Regions from separate parts of the Homo sapiens genome. Here all the other regions are linked to region 5. The links are chromatin loops, found by intact Hi-C in ENCODE. Cell type or tissue: PC-9. All regions are shown on one strand. Region 1 overlaps DIO2-AS1 (DIO2 antisense RNA 1). Region 2 has its middle 160 kb from the start of DIO2-AS1. Region 3 overlaps DIO2-AS1 (DIO2 antisense RNA 1). Region 4 overlaps CEP128 (centrosomal protein 128). Region 5 overlaps CEP128 (centrosomal protein 128). Region 6 overlaps DIO2-AS1 (DIO2 antisense RNA 1). Region 7 overlaps CEP128 (centrosomal protein 128).

Region 1 (4,000 bases), 420 kb after region 5:
AAAAAGAGAAGCAACAGTTCCTGAGGGAAGAATGCATTAACAACTCGGATGGGTGCTGTCTGCCAGCACTGCAGAGGAACCTACGGAGAGGGCTGCTGGGAGAGAATGCTCATACCTCCCAAGGCGTCAGCCTGCCCTCCCGCCCCCAAGTTGCTTTGCTCAAGGTGTGTCAGAGTTTACTCTGGGATTGTGTATTTTATCCATTGAGCTTCTCCTTTCATCACAAGGCAGAGAACACGGCTGTGTTTGTGGAATGGATGGGCCCACAGGGAATTTTGAGTGATTCAGTAGTTGTGGTGTAAGCCGTTCGTCATAACTCCCTGTCAGGCAGAGTCACTGGAGGCAGTAGGTTATACAGTTTGTGATTCCTTGCTCTGATAAGAGCGGCGCTGTTTTAGGCGTTATGTATGGCAACCATATTCTCAAATCCAAAATCAGCATGCCTGCTGTTTCCAGACATTTTTGGATTTATAATGTGTTTATTTGACATGTTTTTAAGAAAGTAAAAATGAAATGCCATTTTTTAAATTATGCACTTGACAAATCACTGGAATTAGAAAGAATAAAATTCCACGAAACAAAGGCAGCTTGAAAGTCCATGGTATGAGTTGTTAACATGACAGAACTGTCTGGATGCTCTTCTGCTCTTTCAAATAAGAATAAGGAAATAGTAATGGCAACTGTTGTGCTTAAAATTTCCAAGTCTGCTTTCAGATTATCCAACTTTATTTTCTCAATCTCAATTTTAGAGTCAAGAAGAGGACTAAAGAAAGTCTTGTGACTCATATGCTTGTTATTTTCCAACCAGAAAGAGGCAACAGTAGGACATGATGCTCTTTTACTATGGGAATATAAAAAAGTTAAACAATTTTGCAAAGGTTTTTTCATAAAAAGCCCAAAGCATTTTGCCCTAGGCTGCTTCTCTTTGGAATTTAAAACCCGTGTGGAATATCGTATGGGGAAATGCAACCGACATGCCCCTCGTTGGTTTGCATTTAACTCATTACATGTTGATTGCTAAGAACACATACATGACCAAGAAGATAGCCAAGCCCTTTGAAAGAACATATGAAATCTAAACAAGGAGCCTGAGTCGGGACAGTCTTAAACAGATGTGAAGTCCTCACAGCCTTTGCCATTTTGAAGATTAAATTACTAGCAAACCACTTTCAACAAGGGTTTTGGTTCTCATAGTAATGACCAGGACCCATAACAGACATTAAAGAAAAAAAGTGAGGCTTATTTAGAGTTAGGGAAAATATCCCAACACCCGCTTGGACTCCCTAATTTTGGTAATCTGCTTTCTCTCATCTATATGATGGGAAAAGTCATACTCTGTCACCTTAGGATTATTCTGTTACTTAATGAGTATAAAATTACTTGAAAATCAATGTGGTAAATATTCTTAATAACTGGAATGAGCAATTGTGCACCATGCATAAAAAAAGAAATAGCTTTGGAGAAATGTAATTTCTTGGATGGACAGATTGTCTATCTGCTAGAGGAATGGCCCTCAGTTTTGTGATGTGTTTATCGTTCATTTAGAAAAATGATTGAAGAAATCTGAGAAATGACATAACCAGATTGGCTGTGTATCTTTTTGTTCTCCTATTTAAAAAAAAATTCCCTTCAAACACTTCTAACCTCAATAAATAAATAAATAAAAAGAAACAAAAGCCCCCAACAGAGTCCTAATTCTAACTTATAACCACTTAAAGTCTGGATATGCTTTGAACTTCACATTTAAAAGAAAGGTTTTTCTGATTTTCTATCAATCCCTCTCCTTAGCTTGCCATTTACAAACATACTTTCCTCCTTCAGAGCAAAAGCAAGTGAGAGAGAATTGGTTTAAAGCTGCTGAAGTCTCCACTGCAGGGGAGCACTGGTTTAATTCAATCAAGGTAGAATGAAGGTCTGAGAAGGGGAGAGATTCTAAGGCCTGGGCAATTGAGTGGAAGCAGCATTTCCTGAGTCTACACCTCCTTCTGCCATTGTTGGTGGGAACTATGGCAATATAGCTTTCACATCTCCACCAGTTAAAATACTGTGCTATCAACTCCCTGCCTTTGTTCTTTCTTTTTTCCCATAAGGACATTGAGTAGTTTGAGAAGATACATGCAGTAAATGTACATTGCATATATTAGTAATATTATTTTGCTAACATTGTATGCTAGTCATAGGGAAGGTGTAATTTTTCTATGTGGTTTATATTATTTTTCTAAGCTTTGAAGTCTTTTAACAATTTCGTCCATGAGATGCAAATTCAAAACTCATTAGGAGCCAAACTAATGAAAAAAATGAAAGAATTTGTAGGGAATGCTGAGGGTTGTGTCACAAGAGAGGGCATTGCACAAGGCCACCACGTTTTACAATTCCAGGGCACCCCCATTCACATCATATTGTATGTGAATGGTGCCCCCTAGTGTAGAGCAATGCAGAGGCCCTCTACATGCCCTGTTCATTCATTCATTCAGGACGTCCTCAATGAGCCAACTGTGCGCCAAGCATGGTTCTAGGTGTTGGGGAGGTAGCAGTGAACAAAGTGGACAAGAATCCCTGCTCTCACGGAACCTAAAGGCATTCTTTTTTGATTATTGTTTTTTTAAAGGCAAAAAAGCAACCTGCCAACCAAACAAAATGCATTAATATGCAGAATTCAGCTAACAGGACGACAAATTAATGACTCTTGTCTAGGCTTTTAAATTATTTCTGTGATCATGAAGGTTTTAGCCACATGGAAAAAATACGCAATACGCTAACCACAAGCTTGCACCTACTGCTTAGCTTATGCCTAAGCTCTGGCTACATAGAAAACTCAGCTATCTATTACCCAGTATCTAAAACTCAGTATCTATCACTGAGAAAACTCAGTGATCTATTAGGTAACACAGGATGAAAAAGTAGAATAAAGTGGGGGTCATGCCATTCTGCCAAAGCATTGTCTGCCTAAATACCTGTCCTAAAGACTCATGGGAGAGGCAAGCCAATGAACAATGGTCAATGTGGCACCTTGAACCAATTCAGTCGGCTCTTAACTTCCCATACATTTAATTAAAATTTTTTTCAAACAAAAAGGAAGATTCCTTAAAGTATCAGGTCTCTTAGGGGTTATGCTAACAGAAGCAGGTGAAACACCAAATTTAAAGAGCTTTCATTAATAATTTCTCAGCCTTATGGCTTCTTAATGCTATTCAATGGAAAGTTTTAATTTTATCTGCAAAATGAAGCTAAAAGAATGTCGCCTAGCTCCTTCCCTGTCTGGAGGAACTTGGATTTTTTTTTTTTTTTTCATTAGAAGCTTGGGTAAAACTAAAAAGAAACCTGTATTCAAGTTTCTGCAAGAAGCTTTAAAGAAATGCTGGGATGGTACTCAAATAGTTTACAAGTTTTCCACCTACAACTCATTTTGCATTTTCTTAAATAAGATAATGACTCAAAAAAATTTAAAGGACCTAGGTCACAGATCTTACAAAGGGTTGGAGTCATGGTATAAAGGTATAAAGATTGTATATAAATGTTCATATTTTCCAAGAAACAGAGCAAAGACCGCCTGTGATAACTCTTCCTTTTTTCTACCTGCCTTCCAGGATCCTTTCTTTCCAAAACCCCTCATAAATTAATGATAATGATAATCAGAAGAGAGAGTGTTGGCCATATCAATCTGCACATTATATTAAATTACTTTTCCCAAAGTTTGGAAGCATTTCCTGAAGGCTGTCAAGGGTATTAGTTTTTTTCTCTCTTTAAATCACAAAGCAAAATTCCACTGTCTCTCCCCAACCCCTTCTAAAAAAAAAAAGTTGTCGAGTTTTGCTTTTCTATTCACTGCAATCCTGGCCAAAGTAAAGCCCTCTTTCTCAATGACGTCAAGATCTTTACCAAGATTAGGCTTTCACTTCTCTATTGCAGCAATTAGCCAGGGAATGTATAAAAGGCGTCAGGGAGACTCACTGGGCTGCAGAGAGAGGCACTTTGCACCACAGACAGATAGCAAGAAGGG
Region 2 (4,000 bases), 580 kb after region 5:
TCCCTCATCCTTGTATAATCTCCTTTTCTTCCTCATCGTCTTTCTTTATTAAAATCCAACTCATCATGCAAGTTCAATTCCATCTTCTGTGGATCCTTCCCTAAATGCCCTACAGTGATAATTACTTGAACTTTGTTTTGTGCTCCAACAACAAGTGGACTGAATTTCCATTTAGCCCATAGCGTGGAGTTAAATTGCTCAGGGCATCGGCTGAAAGAATCCAACTCAAGGTGCTTGGCAATGGTGCTATTGCATCATTTATATTAAACAGGCAATGAATGCAACCAAGCCTGAAAGAATCTCAGAAAATAAGTGTGAATTGATTTAAAAGTTCTTTTTCATGACTGAGATGTGATTCTTATTATGTAAGAGGTCAAGCAAGAAGCTGGTGATACCAATAACAGGGGTGACTTTGGTGCATTCATTTCAGCCATAAATTTATTAATCTTTAATGCTGGGTAATAAAGAGTTAAAAAAACTCATATATATGTATATGTAGAACTGGACTTTATGAGAAGCCCAGTTCTGGGACTCTTGCGGGTAGTATTGACAATATAGACCTTCTGTGTTATGTGTTATCTTTAGAATCTAATGTTATAAGATGTGTCTTCTTTGTATTTCATTCCTTCATATTTATCTCTTTTAAAAACCACATTGTAACCTCTTGAGGATCAGAATTATATTATACATGGAACATAAAACATGTATAATGAATATTTAGCAAAATTAAAATTGAAATTGGATGTATAGAAATAAAGCAATAGAGGAAGAAGTCAGAAATAAGTCACAAAGTTCTCTTCCTGAACAATAACAGCAAATCTTTATTAAGTGCTTTACATACACTGTTCTTTTAATTCTTAAAACTATGCTATTTGATGAAAACACTTATGACCTCCAATTTACAGAGGAAGAAACTAAGATTTAGAGAGAACTTAAGTAACTTGCCTGAGGTTACACTTAAGCAAGTGGCAAAGACATGATTCAAATGTAAATCTAAGGTTGAATCCAGAGTGAATGTGAATCCAGCTACCTTTCCTTCCAGAAGTTCTTTTTCCCTTTCTTCACCTTCCAGTCTAGTAGACTAGAGGATTCTTCCTGCACACTAACAGGCCAATCTGCAATAATTATTTTCTTTTACTGTTCATTAAAGTAAGTTAAATAATGTAGACATGGACCTACTGAAATTTGAAAGACAGCCTATATGAGGCACAATTGTTCTCTTCATTAAGGTTGGAAAAAGCATGTTGTCTGAAGGAATAAAGCATATCTGAAGATGTGCATAGGACCCTGCTTAGGTTTGTCTGCTGTTAGTCTCACTAAAGAGGGTTAGGGAAGAATCAACCAAGGTCTGATTTTGTTTCCTTTATGGATTTATGAAGATAACTCTTTTTTTAACTGCAAGATTGCCTTTATTTTCAACATTTTATGATTCACCTAGGTCAGCTTGATGCTGTGTTTGTGCTGATGGGGTAAAAACATGAAGATTTCAAGAACAAACGTTTTTGACAATGGCTTCTCTGGCAGAATTAACACAGTGTTCATTGCGCCCATAATGTCTAAATAGACATGTAGAATATGCCTTTGTGAAGGAGACCGACAGGGTGCTCCGCCCTGAGAAAGATGAGAGAGGGAAAGAGAGGACCAAGAGAACCTGGCTCCTTTGAAAACAACTTCTTAGAAGTTTTTGCCCAGGAAAATGTTGGCTTTGACTGCTCTCTAGTGGTGGGCAGTGTTCACTGTCAGCAATTCCTTCCACAGGAATCCCAAGCTGAAGGAAGAGACGGCAAAACTCAAGCTTTTGCTTGGACACCTAGAGCTGAGTTGCAAAGGAGCACACACACACACACACACACCCCAGGCCTGGGGGTGGAGGTAGAAGAGCAACTTTCACTGAGCAGGAAAATGATAATAGAGATAAGAAGATGAAGTCTTCTATGGAAGCTGGAGAAAGGTTTGAGAGGATGAAGAGTTCCATATTCGGAGCCATAGACCTCTCACGGCTGTGCTCACTTTCTTCTTTCCATAATGGTAGTTTCCAAAATTGGAGTTGTGCTGGCTCCAGAGTTTTAGCTGGTGCCTGAGAGCTGACTTCTTGAACAACTCTGCAGAGGATGAAGAAGAGGAAGGAGACATACTTCTTGCTTTCAGGTGCCGTCCCCTTTTCTGGAGGAATTATGTAGGTCTGTTTTATTTTTTTCTCTACCCTACATTACTCAACAAAAGAGGGGAGAGTACCGCCTTGGGAAGAGATGGAGAGAGCCTCTGTTGTCACTCGTCCAGTTTTCCCTAAATCATGTTTTATAGATGACTCAACTGATATTGTGAGCTTTATTTGCATTTAGGGAAAAGATAAGTAAAATCAGTTTTGGAGTTTTCATTTTGTTTTTGGTCCACAGTTAGCATACATCCTGTGTTTGTTTGTTCCTGCTTCTGCACCGATTTTCTATGAAAGCGTATATATTTACATTACCCCTTTAGGTCTCAATGACTACATCTATATAATGGTGGGGTCAGTGGTCAGAGGTTGAGAGGTGGTTGATGTTCTGGACTTCTTTTATCTCTGATATGCCCTGAATATTATGATTCACTGACTCATAGAAGAGAATCTAAGAAAATATCCTGGGTTATGTAAGAAACCATTTGAGTCCTGGCCAGCTAAGCAGCAGTTCACACAGAGAGAAATACTCAAAATAGAGATACCAGGCAAGTGACATATTGGTGACCAGAAGGCACTTCCTTTCAGAAGAGAAGGCAATCAGATCATAGCCTTGCACAGAATAAGGATTCCACAAAAAAATTCCCGTGGTTCCTCCATTTTCTTGATCCACTTTCTTTGTGTCTCTATATGTAAGGCAAAGTGGAGAATTAAAGCAATTATTTGGATAATTCAAGCAGAAAAAAACCTCACAACACCCACATATGCTGCAATTATCTAGACATTTCAGGCAGAAGTGAAGCTCAGAACCAAATTATCAGGATAGTGCTTCAATTCTTCTGAAAAACAGCAATGCTAATTGCATGACACATTCAATGTACTATCACAGAGGACTGATGAGAGAGCAAAATTCTTGCTTGACATGCCTAAAAAGAAGAGCATAGAGTAAAAATATTCCACATCAGTTAAAACTTGGTAGAGAAAAGACAAAGGTAGTGAAATGATTAGTGCTAAAATGGGTTTCAAAGTACAAAAGAAGGCGTTAATAAATACGTCCAGGGACATTGAACAACCAGGAGAAATCAAGGCTGCCAATCAGCAGGCGTAGACATGAAATTGAGGATGATTCTAAAATGGCTGAGACACTGAACTCATGCTTCGAATCTGCTTTTAACAGGAAAAATGAAGCAACAAATTTGGACTATTAGGATATAAACGTTGCCAAATAGCTATTGGCAAAAATCAGGTGAGGGAATAGAGAACTTGGAAAACTTGCATAATTATAAATCAGCTAGACAGGCACCTGAGATTATTAAGGAAATTGGAGGATATGTGGTACTTACTAAAGAGATCACACTTTCTTTTGGAAAAAAGAAATCATATAGCTGAAAAGGTAGTAGATATCCTTTAAAAAAATCCCACAAAGTCCTCTTCCTAAAAGATATATTATTATTTTTTGAAATAGCAGTCTTACAAATTTGAGGTTCAAGTAGTAAACAAAAGGTGGATAAAATACTATTTATTTAAATTTAAGTCATGGCTACCTTTATAACAATCATGGAAAAATATAAATACTTAATAACTATGATGATGATGATGGTGATGATGATGATGATGATAAGGAGAACAATAATCAGCAAAGCAAATAAAACAGAACATGAATGACCAGAATGTATTATAATTAAACATTAAAATCCACGAGGCCAATGACTTGCCAAACAATGCCAGAAGAAATTTACAATGTGATGTGATGGAAAGAACATATCGTTATTAGCTGTGTGACCCTGACCAATTTATTTAATCTCTCTATATCAGGCTTGTCCAACCTGCAGCCCACAGGCTCCA
Region 3 (4,000 bases), 200 kb after region 5:
ATGGCCTGTAAGGTTTCCATTGAGAAATCTGCTGCCAGACATATTGGAGGTCCTTTATATGTTTTTTTTTATTTTTTAATTTTCTCCTGCTGCTTTTAGGATCCTTTCTTTATTCTTAGCCTTTGGGAATTTGATTATTAAGTGTCTTGAGGTGGTCTTATTTGTGTTAAATCTTTTTGGTATTCCATAAACTTCTTATACTTCAATATTGATATCTTTCTCTAGGTTTGAAAAGTTCTCTATTATTATCTCTTTGTATTAACTTTCTACCCTGATCTCTCTCTCTCTGCTGCCTCTTTAATGCAAGTAACTCATATTTGCCTCTATGAGGCTATTTTCTACAGCCTGAAGGCATGCTTCATTATATTTTTTTTCTTTTTCTGTTGGCTCCTCTGACTGTATATTATTCAAATAGCCTGTCTTCAAACTCACTAATTCTTCCTTTTGCTTGATCAATTCTGCTGTTGAGTGACTCAATGTATTCTTTAGTTTGTCAGATGAATTTTTCAGCTTCTAAATTTCTGCTTGATTCTGGTTAATTATTGCAATCTCTTTGTGAAGTTTATCTGATAGGACAATACCTTCCCTGTGTTATCTTGGATTTCATTGAGCATCCTCAAAACAGCCATTCTGAATTTTCTGAAAGGTCACATATCTCTGTCACTTTGGGATTGGTCAGGGTTGCCTTATTTAGTATGTTTGGTGATGTCATATTTTCCTAAATGGTCTTGATGCTTTTGGATGTTCAGTGGTGTCTGGGCACTGAAGAGTTAGATGTTTATTGTAGTCTTGAAAGTCTGGGGTTGTTTGTACCCATCTTTCTTGAGAAGACTTTCCAACTATTCAAAGGGAATTGCCATAAGCGCATTAGGGGGCACCCCAAGCCCAGTAACACTGTGACTCTTGGAGACTCATAGAGGTAGTGCCTTGGTTGTCTTAGGTAAGATCCATGAGAATTCCCTAGATTATGTGGCAGAATCTCTTATTCTCTTCCCTTACTTTTTCACAAGTGAATGGAGTCTTTCTCTCCATGCTGAGCTGCCTGCATCTGGGGGAGCTGTGAAACAAGCACCCTTGTGGCCACCAACACCAGGACTGTGCTGGGTCACACCTGAGTCCAGCACAGTACTGAGTATCACCCAAGGCCTGCGGTGACTATTTTCTGGCTACCACTGATGTTTATTCAAGGCCCAAGGGCTCTTTAATCAACAGGTGATTAATTCAGCCAAAAGTTCGTCTTTTCCTTCAGTGCAGCAGGTTTCCTTCTGGCCCAAAGTGAGTTTGGAAATGCTATTCAGGAGCTATGGCCAGTGACTGGGGGCTTTAGAAATCTGCTTCGTGCTTTATTTTGCTAGGGTGGAACTGGTATCCATGTTGCAAGAGTCCTCTTTACTTTTCCCTATACTTCTCTCAAGCAGGAGTCTTTCTCCATGGCCACCACCACCCCAGGTCTGTGGTGAGTATCGCCTGGTTATCACTGATGTTTATTCAAGGCACAAGGGTTCTTTAGTCGGAAGGTGGTGAGTCTTGCCCGACCTGGGTCTTTCCCACAAGGATAACACATACCCTTCTGGCCCAAGGTGGGTCTAGAAATGCCCTCCAGGAGCCAAGGCCTAGAACTGGAAACTTTGGGTGTCTGCTTGGTGCTTTATTTTACTTTGGCTGAGCTGGTACCCAAACTGCAAGACAAAGTCTTTTTAATTCTTCCCTCTCTTTTCCCTAAGCAGAAGGGGTTACAGCCACCACAGCTGGAAAAATGCTGGGTCATACATAGAGCCAGCCAGGTTTTAGGTCTTGCCCAAGGCCCATGGTGACTGTTGCCTGGCTACCACTGATGTTTATTCAAGACCCAAAGGCTTTTTAGTCAGCAGGTAGTGAATTCTTAGTCAGCAGGTGATGAACTCTGCCAGGACTGAGTCCTTCCCTTCAGGGCAGTTGGTTCTCTTCTGGCCCAGGCTTGGTCTAGAAATGTCATCCTGGAGCTATGGCTTAGCATGGGGTCTTCAGGACTCTACTTGGTGCTTTTATTTTATTGTGGCTGAATTGGTATCCAAGTTGCAAGACAAAGTCTTTACTCTTCCATCTCCTCCTGGAACTGCAAGCTGAGTTACCTGGAGTTGGTGCAGGGGTGATGCAAGCACTCCTGTGGCTGCCCCAGCTGGTGTGTCACTGGGTCACCTGCATCCCAAGTTCACCGGCTCTAAGCTCAGCACAGCACCAGGACTTGCCCAGGAATTGCAGTCCTTTTTGCCTAGATTGTCTTTCCAGTTTGTTTAGAACCCCAGAGCACTTTAGCCCATGGTGGTGGGGCTAGTGGGAACTCAGGTTCTGACCTCTGGGATGGATAATTCCCCTCCAGCTAGGATTTGTCTAAATGCTCTCTCCATGGGAACTGGTGGAATCCTGCCCTGTGTTGCTTTCCGCTGGGACAGGGCAGTACTGAGTTGCAATGTAAAGTCTCACAGTCTCTTCACTCCCTCCCCCAAGCACACAGATTCTCTCTCCATGTCATGCTGTGATGCCAGCGGATATGGGAGGAGTGGTGTAGGCAATACAAGACCCTCTTCAGTGCCGTTTTTTCCTGATATAATGTTAAAACCAGGTACTGTAATTACTCACCTGATTTTTTTTTATTCATATGAGGGTGCTTTCTTGTGTGGATAGTTGTTAAGTTTGGTGTTCATGCAGTAAGGGACAATCACTGGAGGATTCTATTCAGCAATCTTGCTCCACTTCCTCCTCCCTTGTGCTTTTCTTAATACATACAATTTTTTTTTAAATCGTGGTCTTAACAACTGTCTTTTCAACATATTACCAAGTGTTCAGAGGTATGTTCCTCCAGTCTCTACCTGGTTACATTCTGTACCCTTTTTAGCACAGTTTGAAAGCCTGTGTTACCCTGTGTATTATTTTCCTGTGTATCATTGGGAAGTAATGTTGCATTTCAGTTTTGCCAGCTCTTGCAGCAAAGAGTTGCTTCATTAGACCAAAGTCCTGATTAGAATGATCCTTTATTCCAGAACAAGCATACACAAAATAGGTTATATTTCTTGTTAATGTTTATACAAATATCCAAAGAAGAGAAAAAGCATGCTTTAGTATGCTTAGCTTTACCTTAATTTTTGATACTTCCTTCAGAGCAGAATCGTATACCATGGAATATCTAGTAGTCAATGTAAATACAACACGGATCACGAATGTTTGTTAGTATTTCTTTTATTTTCCTTTTTAAAAAAATATTATACTTACCTTGAAAAAAACTATCATTTGTATCTACAGTTATAGAATTCCCATCTTTTCTAGTAGGCTGAATTATTTTTCTTGTCTGTCTAAGCTATGCCCCAGGTATATGCAACACATTCCCAAATGACTGTCCTTGTGTGTTTTTACAGCCTGTCTGTCATGTTAGACATTATTACAGCCACTTGAGATTTCTGGTGCATTTTTATGCAATTATTCCTGTTGTCATTTTGTTGTTTTTCTGAAGGATCCTATTGAGACTAACATAATGTCATTATAAGAGTTAGATAAAATGCTTTATGTAATATCCTTAAGACAGTGTCTGGTAGACAGTATGCCCTCCAAAAATGTTAGCCATTATTATTATTTGGGTCAGAATAACTTTAAATGTCTTACTTGGAAGAAAGAGATTAGAATTTTCAGTACTGCACTACCTTTGGCAATGCCTTCCTTATCTTTTGTTCACAATTCATTCTCCAATCTTGTGGCTAACCAGGATAACCAGGATCTCTGCACCAAGTGATTGAGTTAAGGAACCTTCAGTCAGCATAGATGGCTTTATTATTTTCCCTCATCTTGAGTCTGGCAGGTAAATATCATTTTTCTAAGGTTTATTTGTTTGTTTTTGAAGATACTATTCTTAATACATTTCCCCCTTTGATCTCTTTATAATCATACTGCTGTCCTTGATTTAACAGTAAACTTTTATGTAACTGTGGAGTCATAGATCATGAGCTCTGGTTGGGAGCACCAACTCTTC
Region 4 (4,000 bases), 54 kb after region 5:
GTTTAGGTATTTGAGCTAATATAGTCATATTGTTATACCTTTATTCAATTTTTCTTTACTAGTATAATAAAATAGGAAAAATGTTTGCTGGTAAATGTTATATTAAGCTGAGAAACTGTCATTCATTGAAACAGATTTTGTGTTGCTGTTTGATTTTGTGAAATCTTCTGTGTGCTGTATATTGAATATATCTTGCTGAAACAACTGCCTTCTCAAGTGTCTAGGTATTTGCTTTCCATCATAGCCATATTTTTGGACGTCATCTCCCAAAACTGAGGAATTTTAACGTGGACAGTTGGTAACTGTGGGTCTTCCCACAGATTGTCGATGTTACACAAGTGCTTTAATGAAGTTTTCTTTTGTTTCTGTTTGGAGAGGCATTAGAAAATATATAGGCATTGGAATACTGTGTCATTTCAATACAAATCTTGAAAGTCAAAGCAGGGCAGTCACTTTTGTGTAAAGAAAAAAAAAGTACTGGACCCTGGTCCAATTCAAAAGCCCTGGGCTCAGATTGATACACCATTAACTAGCTATGTGACATTGACAGAGGCATTTGATCTCGGAACTCAGTCCTCCACTGTGTAACCCCAGGACACTAGATTAGATCAGTAGCTTTCAGTGAGGATAATTTGGAGCTTTGCAGCTTCACCATGCCACCACAGGGGTCTGCCCAAGGATAGGAAGGAGCTTGGTGGGCTGGCCCCCAGGCCCTCCACTTCTGTTTCCTTAAAAGCAGCTCCTTCTCAGCTTTTTAAATTACCTATTTATAATTTACATTAGAAAGTATATATGATTTCCCTTATAAGACAGAATTGTACTTCTTTAGGAAAAAAAAAAGCAACCCTAGGATTAGATTATTTCTGTGTTCTCTTGTCTCTAAAATGTCAATGATTCCAATAACTGGGTAGCTAAGGAAGAAAAAGAGAAACTGACCCGTTATCTCTGGCATGTAGCTAATGTCTTGAGTATCTGGAATGGAATAATAGAAGGCTAAGTCCATCATTTATAGGCTCATAAGGGTTGTAATGTGCTGCTTTATCTGATGAATTTTGTTATATGAAATTATGAATCAAATATATGAATATATTTAAATATATGAATCTGTTCACAAATAGAAATATCATAAATTTACTTTTTAATAAAATATTGAATTATTTTGAGAATTTGCATTATCTATTGTGTTTGGTAAATGTCGAGACACACAGAGTAACACTGGACAGGAGCACTGAATTATAGTAAGTTACAAGAGCCAGAGCTAAATGCTTTTCTCTAAACTGCAATCAGTAACTCAACATATTCTGCTGCCAATGTTACTCTGTCCAGTGCTGTTGTTATAAATGTTGCTGTGTCAGAAGCCTCTGTTTCTATAACTTTCTCTCCATTATCAGTTGGGCTTAGTTGTAATATGGATGAGGCATTTTATAGGAATGGTTAAAGAAAAATATAGTCATTTCTCAATTTGATCTTCAGTCTCCCTAGGAAGGTTCAAGTTACTAGATGGGTGTAATTGCTCATACACACCTGGACATGACTCACCTTTGAAAAATAAACAAACAATCTATCTGCTTCTTGGCTACCAGAAACCAAAATCAACATTAAAAAGTGTCAAACCTCCTTAAACAGCCAGATCACTGGTTGCAAAGACTGCAGAGGAAGAGATATAAAACTATCTTAGCCAAAAACTTGGTCGTGATATATTAACCCTAAGTGTTCCAGAGAAATGTAAAGCAGAAACAAAACAAAACAGGACAGCTGGATCATCCAATTCTCATCCATGATGTTCTGCTTTTTTATATGGCTTTTTCTCCCTCTAATGACTTTATGTCATAATGAGTGAGTATCAGCTCATTTAAAAAATTGGAACCAATCCAAGGAAAATACACAGGGCTGCTGCCCTTTTTACCAAAGATCTTTCATTAACTAATGTTGATGGAAGCAAATTTCACCACAGCAATTTACATGGTAGTTGAGTTGCTATTTGTATGGAACAGCAAACCAGAGAGTAATAAAAGAAAACACGAACATGTCAGTGGTGAGCAAGGGAGCAGAGCAGCCCTTTAGCTCTTTCCATGCTGATAAGAAGAGTAGAGCAGACCTTCAGCTCTTTCAATGCTGATAAGAAGAGCAGAGCAGCCCTTCAGCTCTTTCCATGCTGATAAGAACAAACAACAAGATTGTTCATTATAATGAAAGATACTAATCACGCTGTTATCACAGTATTAAGTCACTTTAACTATCTAGGGGTCTCACCTATATTCTCTTGTGTTTTGTCTGTTTGCATAGAGTGGTGCTTCTCAGCGATGCCCAGTAGCCATATTTCATCAGCACAGGTTAATAACCGTGTTCATCATTCCAAATGCATGTGCTTGAACAATGCACCTAACGAGTGAGCAGTGGCATACAGCAATGGTGTGGGTGGAGTGAGCAATTTTGGGGATATAAGTTAAATATCAAAGATAGAAAGGCAGTAGTTAAGGAGAACATGGATGTAAAATATGGATGGGCCAGAGGCAGTGGCTCACACCTGTAATCTCAGCACTTTGGGAGGCCGAGGCGGGCGGATCACTTGAGGTCAGGAGTTCAAGACCAGCCCATCTAACATGGTAAAACCCCGTCTCTACTGAAAATGTAAAAAGTAGCCAGGCGTGCTGGCTGGCACCTGTAATCCAGCTACTGAGGAGGCTGAGGCAGGAGAATCGCTTGAACCCAGGAGGTGGAGGTTTCAGTGAGCCGAGATGGCGCCACTGCACTCCAGTCTGGGCATCGGATGAGACGCTGTCAAACAAAAAAAAAAAAAAAAAAAAAATGTCACGGACGCCCTGATTCAGGGAACTTTTAAAGCAGGTCAGAAGAATACAGACAAGTGTGTATTTTATTTTTAAATCAGTATGAAGAAGGGTGCAATTAAGTATTGAGAGGTACAAATGAGAGCATGATTAGACAGAGCAGGATGATAGGAGAGCAAAGCTGTAGAAGTGGCTTTGTACTAACTAGGTGATCTCAGCCAAACCATTTGCATTTCTTTGAGTCTCATGTCTTCATATATTTGTTGTAGGATGAAACATTTTAAGGTGGACTAGAAAGTTCTTCTAGGTTTCTGAATAGAGATAAGAAGGTTCAATACAACTACATCCCTGGAGACTTTTAAAAATGGCAGTAATCCAACAAAAGCTAATTTAAGAAAAAGAATAGAGGAAGAATTATGTATTGGAAGTCCAGGAGGTTTGTGGGCTTCAGTCAAGGGTGGATGTAGTCCTCAAGCAATTCTCTCTTTCTTGGCTCTCATTTCTTCTTTGCCAGCCTCATTGCTTAATAAGTTTCTTCAACATAGTAGAAAATACAGACTTCGAAACACCAGGCTAATATAAGGTGTGGCTTCAGAAGGAGAAAATTTATTTCCTGGCATTCACATTAATCCTCTAAAAGGACACCTCTGGTGTTGCTTAGCTCATATGCTCAGGGGGATAAGATGCTCTGACTTGCTAGCCTGGGCCATGACCTGCTTCTGCAGCAGGAAAGGTTAGTTAGGCCTCTTGACCAAAAGTTTCATGGAAATCATGTGGAAAAGAGGAACAGGAGTTCTCAAAGGGAAGATATGTGGCACAAAGAAAAAAAAAATAAAAACCAAAACAGGTGTCTGCTTATACCCTTTATACAAGATGGTCAGTCAGGGAGAATATTTATTTAAAATTTAAAATTCTAGGAATTCTTCGGTTGTTTTTATTCAGCCATCCCAAGTCAAGCATTGTCATTGGCATCAGATTTGTTGGAAGAGTAGTATGACCCGTATGTATTTGGAGAAAACTGAGAACATAATTTTAAAGTTCCTATAATTTTATGAAGTTCTGTGAGTAGACTGGACTTCTTTCCTTCTATATTTTATCAGATGAGTGAGTTGTGTTTGGCTGCATAAAAGATCTGACACTCATTATTGATCCAGTAAGTTTTATCTAAGGAGTTTGGACTTGCCATACTAAGTTGACTCTGGAGGAACAAG
Region 5 (4,000 bases):
ATTGGACTCAGAAGTTGGCAGGGAAATGGTGCTTTTAAGAATAAATGAGAGCCCTTTTATAGTAGCTTGAAGAATTAATAGAAAATGAGACAGTCAAAATAATATTTGAATGAAGTAGTATTCACCCATTATTAATAGATCATGAACTTTTTATTTTGTTTGTTTGTTTTAGCAATAATGATGATGGATTAAAAAATAGTTTTCCCTTTATCTCTGGTTTGGTCCTACCTATCACTAATGACATATTTTATGTGCTAGAAAAGAAAGATGAGAGTGTGTCCTATATACCTGATTCAGACTTATTTGTGTTTTGATCTAGCTAGCTGAACTAACTAATCACAGAGAGATCTTTCACATTTACAATAAGTTCCATTACTGAATATTCTTTCAAAGTAAAATAATAAGAATTTTTCCATATTCCAGAGGATGAAAGTTTGAGACAATGCTTTGTTATTCTGGTTACTATAAATTTCATTCAGTGAGTGCTTTCTTTGGTCTCAGTTCATGGAAAAGTCACTTTCTATAAGAAAGAATTTGATTATGTGTTATTTGCCTTTGTTTTTGGAGAGACTGCGTTTAACTTGGTTGTTTGTTCTTCAAATTTGACAGCATGAAATAATTGCTAGTCAACCTTCTTACTCCTTCATCAAAACAAACTGTTGCTCCATTTAAGATTATAGTTCTGCTCAAAGGAGTGGGGAAGTTTGAATTATCTCCTCAATTTCTCTTTTTTACCCCACAAGGTAAAGACTAGTCATCACAGAAAGAGGGTAATCAGCTGTTTCTAAGATGTACAAACTAAGAATATGATTTTCAATAATGTGTTAATTTTAGACAAATTATATTAGAATAACAGGATTTGGGTGGTCCACAGATTTCATTATAAGGGATCTAACAAATGTCAACAATAAACATATTTAAGAAGGTCATAGAATACTTTATTGTCTTTTAATTATAGTAAAGACAATGAGTTTACTTCAGGCACACATTGCTGGGGAGAATTCCAGTGGTCTTAAATTTTTATTTTACTCTTCTTCCACACCCCTCATTTGGATCATATGTAAATACCCGCCTTGTTCTCAGTAGAACATATTGGTGTTTCTTGTTTCAGCAATTCTCTTTTGGTAACTTATCCCATATGTTTGTTAGCCTTTGCATAAAATTGTTTTGTCTGAACTCAGCTTCTGAGCTACATCTTGTATGTATCTGCTAGAATGAGGATTATCTGAATTATTTTTGTATAATAGCTTCACAATCAAACATTTTAGTTATTTGAAAGTAAAATGAATTTGAATCTCATTTGTGGAAATAGAATAAAGAATATAATATTAATACAGATTTTTTTTGGTTAAATACCATTTTTTAAGTTAGTTCACTCCACCGTTGATTTGTTATTGCTTAACATTGTATTAAGCAATGTATGTCTGAAACATAATAATGCAAATATTAGACAGGGAGCTGCATTCCATAATTTATTCTTCTCATCTCAACTTTCAATACTTCCTTGTAACCAAATGAAAGAAAAAGACTTCTTTTTTTAACCTAAGTGGTTTCGTAATGAGTCATTGACTTCTAAAACCTAATAAAGGGGCTACTGGAGTTGAAATTCTGAGTCTTGATCAAATTCAGAGATAGTATTTGAAATGTTAGGAGCTACCATTTTAATGACCTGTGTTCAGACTACTTAGTCAACTGATGGCAATAGAAAGATTTAGGCATTTCCTTATATTCAGTGATTCACCCAATAAACATTTACTGAATTCCTACTATATGCTAGTCACTGCCCCTACCGTGTTGGAATTCGCTGTCTCATTGTAGAAGGGTAAAAGACATCGTATATAAAAAATAAATCAGGTGGTATGAAAAGTGTTCTAGAGTAGAATACAGTACGGTAAGAAAGTAGAGGGATGAGGGGTCAGCAAAGTCCTCTCTGATAAGTTGACAATGGAGCAAGCATCTGAAGGAAGTGAACTACAGAGCCCTACGCACATCGGGGGAAGAGCATTCCAGGTCCTCTGTGCCCATAGATTGGGCTTCGTGCACAGTTTGAGGGACACCAGGAAAAATTAAACACAGCATTGCTTCTTTGGGATAATAAGAAAAATATACCAGTGGGTTTACAAGTCCCAGATTGCAAAATTATATAACATGTATTATCTTTGCACACAGATGGGAGAGTTTTACGTGGCCTAAAGTATTCAGAGAATGCTTTATGAAAGAAATGACACTTGGAGGAACTATACGATTTGGCCATTCATTGTTCTTTATTTAGTAAACATTTATTGAAATATGAAGAGAAGGAAGAAGGGCATTCCAGAAAGGAAAGAGATGATTAGAAATCCAAAGGAGAGTGTATTCGTTTAGTTCCTGTGGCTGTGGTAACAAATTATCAAAAACATATTGGCTTAAAAGAACAGAAATGTATCCTGTCGTAGGTTTTGGAGGCCAGAAGTCTGAAGTCAGTTTTGCTGAGCCAAAATCAAAGTGTCAGCAGGACCTGACTCCCTCTGAAAACCCTAAGGGAGAACCCTTTTCTTGCCTCTTCCAGCATCTGGTGACTGCTGGCATTTCTTGACTTGTGGCCACGTCTACATACGCCCCTCTCTTGTTACACTGTGTTCTTTTCTGTGTCTCATCTCTCTCTCTTTTTCTTTTATAAGGACACTTGGGATGACATATGGTGCCCAACTGGATAATCCAGGATAACCTCATTTCAAGGACCTTAATTTAATCACATCTGCAAAGATGTTACTGATAGGATAACATTCACAGGTTTCACGGTTTAAGACCTGGTCTCTTTTTAGGGGCACCATTCAGTTTTTATAAAGAAGATAAGCATATTTAAGTAATACAGTGATTTATCTGATAAAAATGTAAGAGTTCTTATCCGGAGTAGTTTCTTTATGCATTTAGAAACTATTTACTGAGTGTCTGCAATGGATACATTGGTAGGCAAAAAAGCAAACGCAGCCCTTAACTTTATAGAATTTATAAATGAGATGAAAATTGAGAAAATGAGATGGATTGAATTCTCCTTTCAAGGTCTCATCTTTTTTCTGTCCTTGCATCTCCTTCTCTGGCTCTTCTGCTTCTCTTTTCTACTTTTAAGGATTTTCCTGATTACATTAGGTCATCCTCGGTAATCCAGGACAAATTGCCATATCTGGAGGTCAACTGATTCACAACCTTAATATCCCCTTGCATAACATGGCTCCAGGGATATGGGTATCTTTGGGGGCCAAAATTCTGCTTACCATGGGTAGAATGGACCATGTTAAAAATTTTAGTTTTATTCTAAGAGCTCTGATTGCAGGGTTTTAAGCAGGCTGGGAATACATGGACAGATTTGTATTTTCTTTTCTTTTTTTTTTTTTTAAAGACGGAGTTTCGCTCTTGATGTCCAGGCTGGAGTACAATGGCCCGATCTTGGCTCACCACAACCTCCGCCTCCTGGGTTCAAGCGATTCTCCTGCCTTAGCCTTCCTAGTAGCTGGGATTACAGGCATGTGCCACCACGCCTGGCTAATTTTGTATTTTTAGTAGAGACAGGGTTTCTCCACGTTGGTCAGGCTGGTCTCGAACTCCCGACCTCAGGTGATCTGCCCGTGTTGGCCTCCCAAAGTGCTGGGATTACAGGTGTGAGCCACCGTGCCTGGCCAAATTTGTATTTTCAATGGAAAATTCAGTAATGTGGAGAAGAGTTGGGGGGAAAAATGGAAATGGGGAGGCCATTTAGGAGACTAATTCCAGTCCCAGGAAGAATATAATATTAGCTGGGGACAATAGTAATGGAAATGGTGAGAAACATCTTGATTTGAGAGTTTAAATCTGAGGAAACTTGTGATAGATTAGAGATGAGGGGTTCATCTCTAATTCTCTGGTGCAAAACCAAAAGACTGTGTGGTGCCATTGCTGGCAGAGAGAAAACTAGAAGAGGAACAGATTTTAGGGGGAGAATAACATGTGTTTCTGCAAAGCCTGGAGGCAACAATAGTAGAAG
Region 6 (4,000 bases), 210 kb after region 5:
TAGAATGGCCAATGTCAGAAAGTGACCTTGTAATACTTTTCCCCTTGGTCTCCCCATCTGTGAACAGATTTAATCCCTGTCACCCATCCAGAAGAATGAGATGTTCTAATGAGTAAGGAGATGTAAAGTACTCTCAGGTTTGGATAAAAGGCCCTGTGAGTAGAGAACGGTCTTATAAATAAAGTTGCAAGCCAGTACACATTCATCAGTTACTTGATTCATAGCCAAAAAGCTTTAAACACATTGCAGAGAAGTAGAGAAAGAAATGATTGCCGTGTGCATCCACAGGACTTCGTATATCAAATTACATAATAAGAATTATATTCTGTGAAAAATCACCCCTTGTCTTTTTAATGTGAGGCATGGAGCTGCACCTAATCTTTGGATCTCAAACCTAAGCAAGAGAGGTACACACAGATTTTTGAAATTTAGAAAATAAAATTTTGGAAGCCCAATCTCCTATCAATGATTTCTAAATTCAGAGATGTACTGTGATGTAAAATACTGGGTTAGGAAGTGAATTTGATGAATCACACATATGACTTAAGGCAAAAATGCTCAACTCCTGCACTACAACATCAGTTGCGTGAAAGAGTTGTGCCAGTGTCTAGAGCAGCATTGCCCAATAGAAGTTTCTATGATGATGAAAATGTTGTATCCTATTTTTTCCTGAAACTAAAATAGAAGGCACCAGTCACTTGTTCTATTGAATACCTGAAATGTGTCTGTTCTATCTGAAGAGTTAACATTTTAATCTTATATAATTTTAATTAATTTGAATAAATGTAAATAGCCACATGTGACTAGTGGCACCAGTCTAGACACAAGTTAATATACCAGAAGTTCCTATTTCATGGCCCTTGGCCTAAGCGTGGTTCATTCCAATGGCCATACTGGCTTATCTAACACAGTAGCATCAGGACAACCTTCTCAGAAACCAGAGAGCAATAGGAGAAGATTCTTTCTCTGTTATTCCATGACTCTAGAAATTGTTAAGCCAGGATATTCTCTCACAGTAAAGAACCCAAAGGCCCCTTCAAGTGATTGTTGGCTTCTTCATTGAGTGGCTACCTCTCCATAGATAATGGCAAGGGAGAGATGACACAGGACTTCTTAAGAACATTCCATATGAGTCCCTCTATATCCATTAGTAGTCACATATGCATTCACTCACTCAAAAAATATTAAGTAAATGGGCTAGGCGCTGTTCTCTCAAGGATAATTTTCCTCTGTTAACATTTCTATGTGTTGCCTTTCACCTTCTTGCCATATACATATGAGGGGCAACATGGCATGGAGCAAGGAACTTTTGAGCAGAGCGCCCTGAAATAGCCCTATTTTCTAGGACAGGGGTCAGCAAAAAATTTTTTTTCGTAAAAGGCCACATAGTAAATGCAGGAGTCGCCTCTTATCTGCAGTTAGGCTTTCTGCGGTTTCAGTGACCCACAGTCAACTAACGTCCAAAAATATTACATCACAATTCTTGCACTTTGGGGCCATTATTAAGTAAAATAAGGGTTACTTGAACACAAACACTGGGATGCCACGATGGTCAATCATCTGATAACCTAGAGGGATACTAAGTGACTAATGGCAATCCCAGCAGGACAGAGTGGGGTGGAACAAGATTACATCACACTACTTAGAGCAACATGCAAATTAAATCTTATGAATCATTTCTGGAAGTTTCCACTCATATCAAATGCCTATGTCATTCACTCACTTCGTCTCATCACACAGGCATTTTATCAACTCACATCATCACAAGAAGGGTAAGTATAGTATGATAAATTATGTTGAGAGAGACCACATTCACCTAACTTTTATTACAGTATATTGTTGTAACTGTTCTATTTTATTATTAGTTATTGTTGTTAATCTTTTACTGTGCCTGATCTATAACTTAAACTTTATTATAAGTATGAATGTGTGGAAAAAAATAGGGTATATAGGGTTTGGTACTATCCATGGTTTCAGGCATCCACTGGGGGACTTTGAACATATCCACTATGGATAAGGATGGACAAGGAGAGAGTACTGTATTTTAGGCTCTGTGGGCCACAAAATTTCTGCCACAGCTATTTAAGTGTGCAGTTGCAACACAAAAGCAACTGTAGAAAATACATAAATAAATAAGCTCGGCTATGTTCTAATAAAACTTTATTTATGGGCATTGGAATTTAAATTTCATATTTGAAATATGGAATATGAAATATAAAAAGACAGAATGGTTTGGAAAGTGTAAATAATTTAAGATTTTTACTATGTTATTGCCAGCTTGTTTTCCAAAAAGTCATACAATTTATATTCCATGAGAGCACTGAGGAGCCTTTTGTTTGTTTGTTTGAGACAGAGTCTCGCTCTGTCGCCCAGGCTGGAGGGCAGTGGTGCAATCTCAACCTCCTTCTCCCGGGTTCAAGCGATTCTCCTGCCTCAGCCTCCTGAGTAGCTGGGACTACAGGTGTGCGCCACCACGCCTGGCTAATTTTTGTATATTTAGTAGAGATGGGGTTTCACCATATTGCTCAGGCTGGTCTTGAACTCCTGACCTTGTGATCTGCCCACCTCAGCCTCTCAAAGTGCTGGGATTACCGGCGTGAGCCACTGCACCAGGCCGTTTTTTTAAAAATGTCATGAAATTCAGCCATTCTGTAGGTAGATTTACAGTTTTATTACATAGGATCTTAATACATATTTTTAAAAGTCCTTCAAACCATTTTTTAAAGTCAGGCAGAATAAAATATCCTAGCTATAATTTTCCCAAACAACTGAAAAACTGACTATTATTTATCAAATAAAAAGAAAATCATACTTTTCTACCATCAAAATCAATGAGCAGGCCAGGGCGTGGTGGCTAACACCTGTAATCCCAGCACTTTGGGAGGCCAAGGTGGGCGGATCATCTGAGGTCGGGAGTTCGAGACCAGCCTGACCAACATGGAGAAACTCCATCTCTACTAAAAATACAAAATTGGCCAGGCATGGTGGCACGTGGCTGTAATGCCAGCTACTCAGGAAGCAGAGGCAGGAGAGTAGCTTGACCATGGGAGGTGGAGGTTGCCGTGAGCCAAGATTGCGCCATTGCACTCCAGCCTGGGCAACAAGAGCGAAACTCTGAGAAAAAAAAAAAAAAAATGAGCATCAGTTTACTTGAAAGGTTAAGCCTATGGATTTGCATGTACCATGAGGCACAGGAGAGTCTTCTCTTGAGACCTTAAAGAGCCCAGGCAGGCCGGGCGCAGTGGCTCATGCCTGTAATCCCAGCACTTTGGGAGGCTGAGGCGGGCGGATCACGAGGTCAGAAGTTCAAGACCATCCTGGCCAACACGGCGAAACCCCGTCTCTACTAAAAATACAAAAATTAGCTGGGTGTAGTGGTTTGCGTCTGTAGCTATGTGGGAGGCTGAGGCAGGAGAATCCCTTGAACCCGGGAGGCAGAGGTTGCAGTGAGCCGAGATTGCGCCACTGCACTCCAGCCTGGGGACAGAGTGAGACTCCGTCCCCTCACCGCCCCCACAAAAAGAGCCCAGGCGAGAACTGGTCCTCAATGATTTAGTCACTCAATTTTCTGATATTAGGGCACAGGTTTAGATTCAAGTAATATTTATTAAATAGCTACTTTAATTGTGAGTCTCCAAGTGCAGCTCACAAACCAGTAATAGTCTGAGATCAGGTTTTCATACTTCCATGGAGAAATGCATAACATAAAGCTCAATGTATTCAACTTAAATGTAAAGATCTACTTCTTTACTGTTAACCTGTCTTTTCTTTTTATAAAGTAATAGTGTTCTATGGATTTTCTCATAATATTTGACAAAATAAGCAACATCGTATCCCTGTGTCCTACCTAAATCAATTTTGTTGTACTTGAATATATATTGAATATCTAAATCAATTACATGTGTACTTTGAATACATATTTGAATGTGTATATTACCTAAATCAATTATATGTATGTTGAATATAATTAAAATTATGTGTTTAATGTAATATGCATTAT
Region 7 (4,000 bases), 210 kb before region 5:
ATTTTTAAACTCTTTTTATTGTTTTTAATTTAACTCCTTTGAAAGTTGTTGAAACTTCCATTTTGACCTAATTCTATGACCAATTTTTTGTAAGTACTCCAGAGTAAGAAACAAATATTTTTCTGTGTTTTGGATGCAGAATTTTATGTGCTTGTGCATGTCATACATGCATACATACACACACACATATATAAATTTAATAGGTCATTTGTGAATTTTGTTGTTCTGTTCTTCTGTTTTCTTAGTACATATATCTAAAGCTTCTCATTATTATAGAGATTATCAGTTTCTCCGTGTGATTTGTGTCAGTTTTCTTTTATCTGTTTTGTGCATGTGGTATCTTATGTATAATTAAATTACTTCTTGGTCAATTATTTAAAAAATATTACCTAGTGTGCCTCTTGATTTTAACATTCTTAAGATTACTTTATTCATGGCATATCATTTTCCCTCTTTAATCTTTCCTTAGTATTTCCATTTTTCCATGTTTCTTACAAAACACCTTATAGTTTGTTAAAAATAACTTTATCTTATAAATTAATGGTTGCATTAGTCATTTTATACTTACTGCGATTATTGGAATATTTTAAAGTGTTTTTATCTTATTTATTTTTTTTTAACTTCTCTTTTTGTTTCTTTTTCCCATTTCTATTTGGAGTGGAGTATATTATATATTCATTTTTATACTTTCTGTTTGCTTTGGAGCTGTAGATTATATTTCTGTTCTTTTGATAGCTGTTCTAAGATTTTAAACATACAGTACTTATTAGTCTAAGATATCTATGTTCCAGCTACATTGGATTCTTCTCAGTGTCTTACTGGAACATTTTTCTCCCTTCTCGTTCCTCAGGCTCAATTGTGACCTCTTTAGGGAAAACTTTCCCGTTCCTCCTCGCCTTCTAAAATCGCCCCTTCAGTTCCATTGCTCACTGTCATGTATCATATTACTCTATTTTTAAAAATAGCATTTAACACAAACTATAATTATTGTTTGTTTGCTTATGCTATTATATGCCTTTTGCCAAAGAATGTAGACTCCATTGGAGGGGCTTTGTGCATCTCGTTTACCCTTGTTTCTGGGACAGGTAGTACAGGGTTTATCACACAGAGCTCACTGAACAGGTGCTAAAGAAATTGACGTTTCCAAATGTAAGTGATTGTTCAGCTGCATATAACATTCTTGGTAAATTTCACTCCAAGATTTTTATACCTTGTGTTACTCTACTGCTCTCATTCCTGAAGACAGAAAGTAAAAGTTAAACAATTTTAACTTATTTGAAGTTTATATAGTAGTTACAATGATATATTCAAAATTCCATAAACATTCTTCAAGAATTCAATCATAGTTAAATTAAACATAATTCAACTCTATAAAAATAACATTTTCGTATAGTGGGTTGCTGGTTTTCAAACTATACTGACAACTTAATAAAGACAGCTGGATTTTTGATATCTTTGTGTTTAACAAAGTTTGAAAAAGAAATTTAGAATGGAGATGCCCAGATACATGCATTCTAAATGTAGACCTCTTTGAAATATTAATTATGGATTTATGAAGAATGTTAACATAGCTGTGTGAGCGTGAATAAAGTGACATTTCATGGAACTGTTTCCTTTGTGAGCTGACAGCAAATGCTGATTGACTTTTCTTTTGGGATACTGCAAATAATGGACAGAAAGAATTTTTAAAGAGACTTTGTAGATACAATTCCTTTTCTTCGTGTTTTTCTGAATGTTTGTGAGGGCAATATCTTTTAATTTAGATTTTCACATAATTTGCATTAAATGTTTTAAATAAATTGATAAAGGTCATAGAATACTTGATAGGGAATTACTACAAGTTTTGACCACTAGTCGTCAGTATTGAACCATTAATTGTGAAGTAGTAGACACTGTTTATTAAAGTTGGCCAAATTTATTGAAAAACAATTATTTATAGTGTGTATACTCTCAACTCTTAGGGCTTTCTGAAAGTGTACTTGGCACTAGCCTCACAAATGAAAAAAATCTAATTAACTGTCTGTTATTACAAATTTAAATTTGAAACGGTGTTACCCTCTGCTGTTAAAAAGTATGACACATTGTGTATTTTATATGAAGACACCTGCTGTATTTATCATGAAAACTGTCATTTCTTTGCCTTTGTATTATAGTTTCATGCTTCCTCTTCAGGATTACAGGTTTTTCCCTTCTTCCTTCCTCCTTCCCTCCCTCCCTCTATGGAAGAAACTATTTATATCTAGTAAAACAGATTATAATTTGATATGAGCATTTTTTTCGCGGGAATCATATATTCCCATTCCCTTTTCCACTTTTAATATTTCGAAGCTGTGCATGCAGAATTTTCCCAAAGATACTTTCTATAAATATTCATCTTATGTAGACCTAAACCTCTTTCTCCTAATTGTTATTTTCTTGTTTTTGGTGGTGATTTCCTTTTGTACACTGTTGTCCATCTACCCAGTTATATTTATTTTCTATTGGTGTTCTGTTGGATAGTTTATCCAACAGATAGATTATCCTTTGCCTATTTTTTCTTTAGTTGTTGGAAAAGCATTTTTTATAGCTCTCATGACTCATTGTGTTTCTAGTTAATTTGTATTTCTATTAAGTACCCCAAATCCCTTTTTAAAAAATATTAAAGTTGTGGTATTAATTATTCATTGCTCAAAAAATGAAAAGCTGTTATTTCTTATATATCTTTGTCCATACTGTGGTCAAGTATTAGGATAGTATTTAGAACTATAACCTCATTATTTCATCGTTTAATGGATTTTGTATGGTTGTGACAAAAAAGTTACAGTTTTATGTTTATTATCTGAGAATGAGATCCTGAAACTTTCCTCGCCAGTGTTAGTCTTGGATGGGCAATCAAGTTACAGTGATGCTGTGATTCAAAGCCACAAAGTGTGGGCGAACTTGGGTCTCTGGAGCTCCCAGTTTCCAGTTCTTTCTCCTCCTGACCTGTGAACTTGTTTGGAAGGTGCAAAATCTTACTCTTTTTGTGTGGTTCATCTTATAATGTTTCTTCTTAAACAGATAGATAACCATCTTGATAAAATAATTTGTTTTATATTTTAAAACCTTTATATGTTTCCTTTATGTCTTTGCCTCTCCTTTTCTCCTGTTCTTTACACCAAGTCTATCATTAAATTTTGTCAGCTCTATTTAAAAAATATTTTTTTAAATTGGAAACTGTTCATTTCCTACCACTACATCTCCTCTTTTGCTGGGGCTAATGCTGTAGCCTCCTTGCTTCCATTCTTACCTCCTTGTGGTCTTTTACAGAATCAGATAATGTCACATCTTTCTTCAAGACCCTTCAATGGTTTCTTTTGTTTTTTTTTTGAGACAGTCTCACTCTGTTGCCCAGGCTAGAGTGCAGTGGCATGATGTTGGTTCACTGCAGCCACCACCTCCTGGGTTCAAGTGATTCTTATGCCTCAGCCTCCCGAGTATCTGGGATTACAGGCATGTCCCACCATGTCTGGCTAATCAATGGTTTATTTATAGACAATAGATCCCCTCTGATCTGGTTTCTGAATTCCTCTCACCCTAATTTTCTTTCTTTCTTTCCTTTCTTCTCTTTTTCTTTTTTTTTTTGTTTTGAAATGTAGTCTTACTCTGTCTCCCAGGCTGGAGTGCAGTGGCACGATCTTGGCTCACTGCAGCCTCTGACTCCCAGGTTCAAGCGATTCTCTGCCTCAGCCTCCTGAATAGTTGGAATTACAAGCATGCGCCAAGACACCCAGCTAATTTTTTGTAATTTAAGTAGAGATGGAGTTTCGTCATGTTGACCAGGCTGGTCTCAAACTCCTGGCCTCAAGTGATCCTCCCACCTTGGCCTCCCAAAGTGCTGGGATTAAAGGCACGAGCCACCATGCCCAACCCCTAATTTTCTATTGTTGTTCTTCTTGCCAACTCTAGGCCAACCATCCTGGCCGTCTTGCTTTTCCATGGATATACCATGTACCTCCTGCTCCTGGGCATTTGCACTTTC

What was found. Hi-C counts contacts between places; a loop is a spot of excess contacts. Peaks named below come from ENCODE experiments on the same cell type or tissue, not always from the same donor. Only the 100,000 strongest peaks of a DNase experiment are listed, where the experiment ranks them.
Region 1: a loop joins it to region 5, with 20 times the contacts of the local background. A loop is called at or near these places in 3 of 110 quality-filtered maps.
Region 2: a loop joins it to region 5, with 6 times the contacts of the local background. A loop is called at or near these places in 3 of 110 quality-filtered maps.
Region 3: it touches region 5 in a loop (10-fold over the local background); 2 of 110 quality-filtered maps call a loop at or near these places.
Region 4: it touches region 5 in a loop (10-fold over the local background); 3 of 110 quality-filtered maps call a loop at or near these places.
Region 6: a loop joins it to region 5, with 10 times the contacts of the local background. A loop is called at or near these places in 2 of 110 quality-filtered maps.
Region 7: it touches region 5 in a loop (14-fold over the local background); 3 of 110 quality-filtered maps call a loop at or near these places.

What each region holds. Positions count from the first base shown.
Region 1 is chr14:80,212,136-80,216,135 of GRCh38, reverse strand. All of the region lies in intron 1 of DIO2-AS1 (DIO2 antisense RNA 1), which reads right to left. It also overlaps a transcript of DIO2 not described here. Among named protein-coding and RNA genes, the nearest start is that of DIO2, 2.6 kb to the right of the region's middle. In PC-9, a CTCF peak has its summit at 2,439 (motif pointing left); no DNase peak of the experiment used is centred here.
Region 2 is chr14:80,054,106-80,058,105 of GRCh38, reverse strand. No RefSeq gene overlaps it. Among named protein-coding and RNA genes, the nearest start is that of DIO2-AS1, 160 kb to the left of the region's middle. RefSeq lists a silencer at 1,586-1,880. In PC-9, CTCF peaks have their summits at 1,527 and 1,729 (motif pointing left); a DNase peak (open chromatin) is centred at 1,655.
Region 3 is chr14:80,432,953-80,436,952 of GRCh38, reverse strand. The region is part of intron 8 of DIO2-AS1 (DIO2 antisense RNA 1); the gene reads right to left. Among named protein-coding and RNA genes, the nearest start is that of DIO2, 220 kb to the right of the region's middle. In PC-9, no CTCF peak of the experiment used is centred here; a DNase peak (open chromatin) is centred at 1,842; H3K27ac peaks cover 3,016 bases.
Region 4 is chr14:80,582,951-80,586,950 of GRCh38, reverse strand. All of the region lies in intron 19 of CEP128 (centrosomal protein 128), which reads left to right. Among named protein-coding and RNA genes, the nearest start is that of CEP128, 360 kb to the left of the region's middle. In PC-9, no CTCF peak of the experiment used is centred here; a DNase peak (open chromatin) is centred at 1,530; H3K27ac peaks cover 2,571 bases.
Region 5 is chr14:80,636,463-80,640,462 of GRCh38, reverse strand. All of the region lies in intron 19 of CEP128 (centrosomal protein 128), which reads left to right. Among named protein-coding and RNA genes, the nearest start is that of CEP128, 300 kb to the left of the region's middle. RefSeq lists an enhancer at 1,777-1,946. In PC-9, no CTCF peak of the experiment used is centred here; a DNase peak (open chromatin) is centred at 1,652; H3K4me3 peaks cover 1,856 bases; H3K27ac peaks cover 4,000 bases.
Region 6 is chr14:80,423,464-80,427,463 of GRCh38, reverse strand. The region is part of intron 8 of DIO2-AS1 (DIO2 antisense RNA 1); the gene reads right to left. Among named protein-coding and RNA genes, the nearest start is that of DIO2, 210 kb to the right of the region's middle. In PC-9, no CTCF peak of the experiment used is centred here; DNase peaks (open chromatin) are centred at 575 and 1,583; H3K27ac peaks cover 2,751 bases.
Region 7 is chr14:80,848,268-80,852,267 of GRCh38, reverse strand. All of the region lies in intron 9 of CEP128 (centrosomal protein 128), which reads left to right. Among named protein-coding and RNA genes, the nearest start is that of CEP128, 91 kb to the left of the region's middle. In PC-9, CTCF peaks have their summits at 1,647 and 1,848; no DNase peak of the experiment used is centred here.